Linked DNA regions of Homo sapiens: region 2 is linked to region 1. The links are chromatin contacts, found by Hi-C or POLR2A ChIA-PET in ENCODE. All regions are on one chromosome and are shown on one strand. Each heading gives the region's core, a stretch centred on a gene start or an enhancer-like site at or near the end of the contact. The rest is flanking DNA. Distances are from core to core; before and after follow the strand shown. Region 1 holds the start of NR4A1 (nuclear receptor subfamily 4 group A member 1). Region 2 holds the start of ANKRD33 (ankyrin repeat domain 33).

Region 1 (3,619 bases), core at 839-3,338:
CATCTGTGGTGGACAGTGAGGCTTTAGAAAGAGGAGACAGGCAGGCTAATGGATGGTCTTCATGGGTGTGGGAAAGGAGGAGTGGTCACTGGGCGCAGGCAGTTGGTCTGTGGGACCAGTGAGGCATGGGCTGTGGCTGGCAGTAGGAAAGCGGGAGAGGCTGAGTGCAGTGGCTCATGCCTATAATCCCAGCACTTTGGGAAGCCAAGGCAAGAGGCTTGAGCCTGGGAGGTCCAGGCTGCAGTAAGCCATAATCATGCCACTGCATTCTAGGCTGGGCAACAGAACAAGACCTTGTCTCAAAGACAACAAAACAAAACAAAAACGGGGAGAGGAAAGGACCCAAGAGATGTTCCAAAAAAGAATTTCAGGAAACAGTGAAAAGTTGCAAATGGGGCATCAGGAGCCAGGAGCAGAGATTAGGTGGCAGGCAGGGGGTGCAGAAATGACAAGTTCTGTCTGGAACAGATGAAATTTGAGGTGCTTGTGGGACCTTTGAGTGGGCAGAAGCGGGGGCTGGAGACAAGGGTGTGGGAAAACTGTGATGGGGGTTGAGGGTGGAAATCGGGCCGGCAGAGCCTCCGGGGCAGAGAAAGTCCTATGGGGTGACCAGATGAGTTGAGAACTGGGTGGGTGGGTGCAGGCTCAATGGAAGCAGAAACTCATGGATATTGACTTACATGGGAGAAGGGGAATGGATGGGGGTCGCAGTGGGGTGGCAGGGCTCTCTTTTCCTTGTTTTTGTTTTTTTGCCCTTCCCTCTTCTCTTACTTTTCCGTGAGGGCTCCCCAGGCTCAGGAGAGATCAGGGTGGAAGGGTGACGGCCAAACCAGGGAAGGCTCCAGGTGGCTGAAGCCTGGTCTGTGCCCAGCAGGGCCCTGGCGGGCTGTTCCTCACTCCACCGGGCAGGTGATAACTGGTCAGAGCTGCCTCCCCACAGGTGCTGGAGGTAGGCTGGGAGGGCCGGTGCTCCCTGATGTGGACAGGGGGAGGGGTATTGATAAGAGGCGTGGAGAGATCCCTAGAGATGCAGTCTGTGGCCCTGGGTTCCAACCCAGTGTGCCACCACCTGGCTGTGTGACCTTCAGCAAGTGCCATTATTTCTCTGAGCCTGTTTGTTTATAAAATGAGGAAGAGTTGGCACAAGTTTGAAAAGATTTCTCAGGCTCCACCCGGTTCTGAAATTCGGTAATTTCCCAACTAGGGTGCACTCCCCCTGTAAGGGGCTGGGGAGGGGACGGTGCGAAACCAAGTTCAGCTTGTGGAGCGGAGCCAGAGCTGTTGGCCGAGCTTGGGCCTGGCCAACGCCTGCCCTCGGGAAGGTCCTGTGTAGGGAGACTGCCTGGAGGGACTAAGCGAGGGCTCTAACTGACGTCTCAGGGGCAGCCTCTCAGCCTGAGACCCTGCTGGGGAAGCCGCGTCCTGTGCACTAGCTGCGCCTAGGGCTGAGGTGAGGGCGCAGGCTCCCCAGGGTGTGTCCGAATTGCCCGCCTCAGCCCGCGGCCTGTCCTGACCGCCCAGCAGCGGCAGCAGCGACACCCTAGGGCTCCAGGAAGGGCTTGGGAAGGTGTAAAGGCGGGGCTAGGCTCGGAGGGAGCCGGAGGGACCGGGCGCGGTTGGCTCCCGGGAGCAACTGGAGAGTGAGGAGATCCTCATCCGGGGAAGCCCCGCGGCCGCGTCTCTACAGCGCCCCTTCTCGGGCTCTGGCCCTCCCGCTGGTTATTCTGGACCTGGGGGCCCCCAGCTGGGACCCGAGTCCGGTGCGGGGAGCCTAGTGGGCCTGGGAGCTGCTATTTTTAGCGGGCGCGGCGGGCGCGAGGAGCCTATTTATAGATCAAACAATCCGCGCTCCCTGCGTCAATGGAACCCCGCGTGCGTCACGCGCGCAGACATTCCAGGCCCCCCCTCCTCGCCCCGCCCCCTCGGGCTCCCCGGGCCGCACCTCCCCCTGGCCGCCTCCCGCCGGAACCGCACCGCCCCCCGCGCCCTTGTATGGCCAAAGCTCGACGGGCGGCCTGCGTCAGTGGCGCCCCCGCCCCTCCCCGTGCGTCACGGAGCGCTTAAGAGGAGGGTCGGGCTCGGCCGGGGAGTCCCAGTGGCGGAGGCTACGAAACTTGGGGGAGTGCACAGAAGAACTTCGGGAGCGCACGCGGGACCAGGGACCAGGCTGAGACTCGGGGCGCCAGTCCGGGCAGGGGCAGCGGGAGCCGGCCGGGTAGGTTCCCTTCGGGGAACGTGCATCTGTTTTTAGGAGCGGTGCATGAAGGAGATGGGTGTACGCGCGGGCAGAGAGGATGTTGTAGGGCCGGCATGCAAGAGGGTAGGTGTAGTGTGCAGCTGTAGCACAACGGGATGAGAACCCAGGTCAGACTGGAAACTACTGGGTGCGGGGTAGGAGGTAGGGGAGGTTGACTACCTGCAAAGTGGAAGCTGTAGGGGGTTGGGGTTGGCGCCGGGAGTAGGGACTTGTCCAGCAGGCGGCTGGCCTTAGTTCAGTCTCCTAGGGTGCCCAACTGGGCGCACGGTGCTCTGAACTTGGGTGGGTGTGGATGGGGGTCACAGCACCGTGGGGGAACAGGTACACAGAGCTTTGGCGCTGCTGGGATCCGTACGATTCTAACTGGGATTGGATTTCCAAAAGGCCCTCCTTCCTCCCAGCCTGTCAGCTCCCTCCCAGTGTCCCGGTTGTTTTCTTAACACTTTAGAGGCTGTGGCTGAGTTGGCAGGGGTTCCCCACCCTGAACTTTCTGTCTGAGGTGCGTTAGGAAGCCTCCGGATCATTGAAGGAAGTGACTGGCTTGGTGGCTGACCTGTGGAGGGCTGCTTGCTGTGTATTGAATAAAGGAGGCTTCTTGGGGTCGGGGCAGGGTCTCTGTAAGCACAGGGAGAATTGATTTCGCTGGGGCTTGGATCACGTGTGTGTGTGTGTGTGTGTGTGTGTGTGTGTGTGTGAGAGAGAGAGAGAGAGAGAGAGAAAGAGAGACAGAGGTGGAAACCCTTGTCCTTGGGGATCCTGGATAGAAGTTGCCAGTGTTGGAGTCTTGGGGCGGTGCTGCCTAGAGGATACCTCCCAACCATTCCAGCTCCAGATGCTGATCATCCCTATGCCCCCTCCCCCAGTAGTCTCTGTTGGATCTTACAGGTAGGGTGCAGCCTGAGGCTTGTTCAGCAGAACAGGTGCAAGCCACATTGTTGCCAAGACCTGCCTGAAGCCGGATTCTCCCCACTGCCTCCTTCAACCCCGCCTCTTCCTCCTCCTGTGGGACTGCTCCCCCCTCCTGTGAGGCTAGATGTAGGTCCATATCTTGTGTTGTTAAGAACCTGCATGAAGGGGGAGGGACTGATGGGGGTTGATCCGGATGTGGGACGTCCAGGTGGAGAAACAGGATTTGAATAAGGCAGGAACAAGCGCCCAGTTCTGCCCAACTGCTGTCTTTCCTCCTTCACCCCCAGCCCATCCCTGGCCAGGCTGTCCTAGTGCAGGCAGATGTGGCCACCCTCACCTCTCGCAGGGTGCTGCATGCCTGTGGACTGGTGCCACTGGGTGTGTGGGGCCTGAGCTACAAGGGTCTCTGTTGTCTTGGTTGTCAGGCTAGGGGTGGAGGTGCCCTGTTCAGGG
Region 2 (3,619 bases), core at 545-3,044, 160 kb before region 1:
GGACAACATACCATTCAGCTTTTTGGTTACTAAAAACCAAATGCACATCCAACTGATACACTGCACCTAAAGCAATAAGGATGGAGCTTAAGTGAAAAAGAAAAAACTAACAGAATAAGTTCTATAGCACAATTCATAACATGTTAGTTAAAAACACATACAAGCAGAGCATGGAGGCTCATGCCTGCAATCCCAGCACTGTGGGATGCCAAGACAGGAGGATCACTTGATGCCAGGAGTTTGAGACCAGCCTGGGCAACAAAGTGAGATCCCCATCTCTACATAAAAAAGTTAGACAGGCGCGGTGGCACACACCTGTGTGCCTCCGAGAAGCTCGTAGCTTCTCGGGAGGCTGAGGTGGGAGAATCACTTAAGCCCAGGAGTTTGAGGCTGCAGTAAGCTATGATCATGCCACTCCACTCCAGCCCAGGTGACAGAGTAAGACCCTGTTTCTAAAAAGAAAAAAATAAAATAAAAACACACAAATCAGTACTATCTTTTTCAATGAAATGTACATTTTCAAGGATATACAAGTGCCAGTTGGTAAAGGGTGGAGGAGAATGGGATGTGGGGATTAAGGGTGAAAGAGAGAAACTAAAGAAAGTAAAACAAAACAAGAGAGAGGTCTTGTACAGTCTGATGATGGGAGTGATACCAATGGGGGAATATCATTGGCTCCATTTTCTACATCTGTGGACCAAGACCAATCCATCAAGCTTAATATGTAATATAAATATTAAAGAATATTTTGATAACAATTTATCATTATATTAACAGATCATTTAATTTAAATATTTCATATTTAATTTATCACACTGAAACTAATCTATTAAATTTCATACATCATAATTTCTGGCCAATCCCTCCCTCACTACTGCCTGCCGCACTTTGTGCCCCGACTGCCCACCTGCACTAGACACATAATGTCGGTACTCACAATTTCGTTTGTTTGTTTGTTTTGTTTTTTGAGAAGGAGTTTCGCTCTTGTTGCCTAGGCTGGAGAGCAATGGTGCGATCCCGGCTTACTGCAACCTCTGCCTCCCGGGTTCAAGTGATTCTCCTGCCTCAGCCTCCTGAGTAGCTGGGATTACAGGCGCCCACCACCAAGCCCAGCTAATTTTTGTATTTTTAGTAGAGACAGGGTTTTGCCATGTTAGCCAGGCTGTTCTTGAACTCCTGACCTCAGATAATCCACCCGTCTTGGAATCTCAAAGTGCTGGGATTACAGGCGTGAGCCACCCCGCCTGGCCACAATTTTTTTTTAAAAGGAGGTCTCCCTCTGTTGCCCAGGCTAGAGTTCAGTGGCGCGACATCGGTTCATTGCAGCCTCGACCTCCCGGGCTCAAGCGATCCTCCCACCTCAGCCTCCTGAGTCGCTGGGATAACAGACGTGAGCCACCGGGCCCAGCTCTATACTCATAATTTGACAATTATGTTTTTATTTCCCCAGAACCTCAAAAAATAAGTTCAGGTGACCCCCCTGGAGACCCCACCCCAGGGTCATTCTGAGAGTACCAACCCTATTTAATGAGATACCTGCATTCACTCACCCCCTCTCCCGCAACCACCCCTTCAGCAAGTCGCGCTCCACCCAATTAGGAGGGGCTTTAGGCTGGGCCTAAAAAGTTGGGCCAAGACCCCACGAGGCAGCATCTCCGCCGGCGTCCCCAAGGCTGAGAGTGGGCGCGTCCGTCAGGAGGAGTCGTCTTTGTGAGCCCGCCCCGGCGGGGAGGAGCTGCCCGGCTCAGGCCCCGCCCACCCGGAGGATCTTGGGGCTGGTCTGAGTCCGCTCCTGAGACGTGACCACCCGCCCCGCATGGGGCCCCAGTCCCAGCTGCTTGATCCGGCTCAGCCCCGAGGTGTTTGCAGCAGCTCTTTATGAAAGTCCAGCCATCTGTTACCTGCGTTGCTTCCTGGGGAGGGATAGTCCACCTGGAGGCATTCGGAGACCCAGTGATTGTGCTCCGCGGAGCCTGGGCTGTGCCCCGCGTTGACTGCCTCATAGATACCCTACGAACCCCAAGTAAGAAAAAACGACGACCCTCTCTCCGTGAGTCTCACTGGGGTGCTGACCTAGAGTGAACCCTGCTTGCTTAGGGCTCCTGACCCAGCGCTTGTCCTTTCTCAGGGTGGATGGGGCGAGACCCCTGCTGGGATAAATGTTTTCCCTGGGGCAAGGGCTGTGCACTTCGCAGCTGCTGGGTCCCCTCCCTAGGATCCAGGGAGACACTCACTACTCCTCTCCATTCTGTGTTTTAGATGCCAGCTGCATGAGAAAAGGGACTCACCTTCTGGTTCCCTGCCTGGAAGAGGAAGAGCTGGCATTGCACAGGAGACGGCTGGACATGTCTGAGGCACTGCCCTGCCCGGGCAAGGAGACCCCCACCCCAGGCTGCAGGCTGGGGGCCCTGTATTGGGCCTGTGTCCACAATGATCCCACCCAGCTCCAAGCCATACTGGATGGTGGGGTCTCCCCAGAGGAGGCCACCCAGGTGGACAGCAATGGGAGGGTGAGATGTCCTGGCTTCCCAGAACAGCTGGGGGCATCTTTGCATCCCCACCACACCGTCCTGGCCTGGCTCCCTGAGAGGGGTTCAGGGGCAATACCTCCTGCAGTCCTAAGGAGGAAGGGAATGGTTAAGGGCGGGTCTTCACGGGGTTTGGGGCAGGCTCTGGGACAGATATGGGTTTAGAGGGTGCAAGGGGCCCTGGAGTGGCCCAGGGGGAAAGCAGGGGATCTGAGCTGCCCCTCCCTCAGACAGGCCTCATGGTCGCATGCTACCACGGCTTCCAGAGTGTTGTGGCCCTGCTCAGCCACTGTCCTTTCCTTGATGTGAACCAGCAGGACAAAGGAGGGGACACGGCCCTCATGTTGGCTGCCCAAGCAGGTGTGAGGCTGCTGCACCCCACTTCCGACAGCCCCCTTTTGATGCAGACAGGGCCTCAGCCCCACCCTTGTTGCACGGTGTTCTACACCAGACTCTGTCATGCTGGGTGGAGGGCGGTTTGGGAGCTTCATCACCCCCTTTCCTGGGGACCAAGCTTACCCTTGCTGCCCTGCAGGCCACGTGCCTCTAGTGAGTCTCCTGCTCAACTACTATGTGGGCCTGGACCTGGAACGCCGGGACCAGCGGGGGCTCACGGCGTTAATGAAGGCTGCCATGCGGAACCGCTGTGAGTGCGTGGCCACCCTCCTCATGGCAGGTGTGCGGGGCCTGGACCGGGGTGTGTGGCCTCCAGTCCCTCCTCCAAGCCTTCCCACCAGACACTAAGTCAGCTGTGATTATTTGCAGAAAGGAGAGAGGTGGAGATGGGGGATCAATCTAGTTCACCTTCCTGGAGGGGGGGGCACATGATTTGGGCTTCGTACAATCAACCAAGTCCTGCTATTGATAGCTCAGACATTGTGTGTGGAGGTCCCAGGAAGGAAAGTGTGGGAGGGGAACCTAGCCCAGCTGGAAAATCTAACACGAAAAAAGGCTGGCATCTGGAACCAGCCCCTGTTCCTAGCTGAGTGGCTTCCCTCTTTGGGCCTCACCAGTATTGTGAGGGTGTTAGCTTTCCCTGGGACTACCTCCAACTCTGACAAGCCAGGCTTCCAGGGGATCCAGGGAAGTGT

Evidence for each region. Hi-C counts contacts between places; a loop is a spot of excess contacts on that map. ChIA-PET counts read pairs that join two places held with the same protein, here RNA polymerase II (POLR2A). Pooled maps may share reads with other maps.
Region 2: a loop to region 1 is called in a pooled map, with 5 times the contacts of the local background. The contact joins the promoter of ANKRD33 here to the promoter of NR4A1 in region 1. A Hi-C loop is called at or near these places in 6 of 50 pooled maps. POLR2A ChIA-PET finds 5 or more read pairs at or near these places in 2 of 52 experiments (Caco-2 and H1).

Annotation. Positions count from the first base shown.
Region 1 is chr12:52,049,354-52,052,972 of GRCh38, forward strand. It overlaps NR4A1 (nuclear receptor subfamily 4 group A member 1), which reads left to right and starts at 2,089. Exons shown (of 7, transcript NM_173157.3): 1 at 2,089-2,215. It overlaps LOC107984510 (a long non-coding RNA gene), which reads right to left and starts at 1,801. Exons shown (of 2, transcript XR_001749148.3): 1 at 681-1,801. RefSeq lists a silencer at 1,724-2,133 and an enhancer at 2,225-2,782.
Region 2 is chr12:51,886,309-51,889,927 of GRCh38, forward strand. It overlaps ANKRD33 (ankyrin repeat domain 33), which reads left to right and starts at 1,795. Exons shown (of 5, transcript NM_182608.4): 1 at 1,795-2,023; 2 at 2,260-2,510; 3 at 2,759-2,888; 4 at 3,064-3,174. The coding sequence starts at 1,879.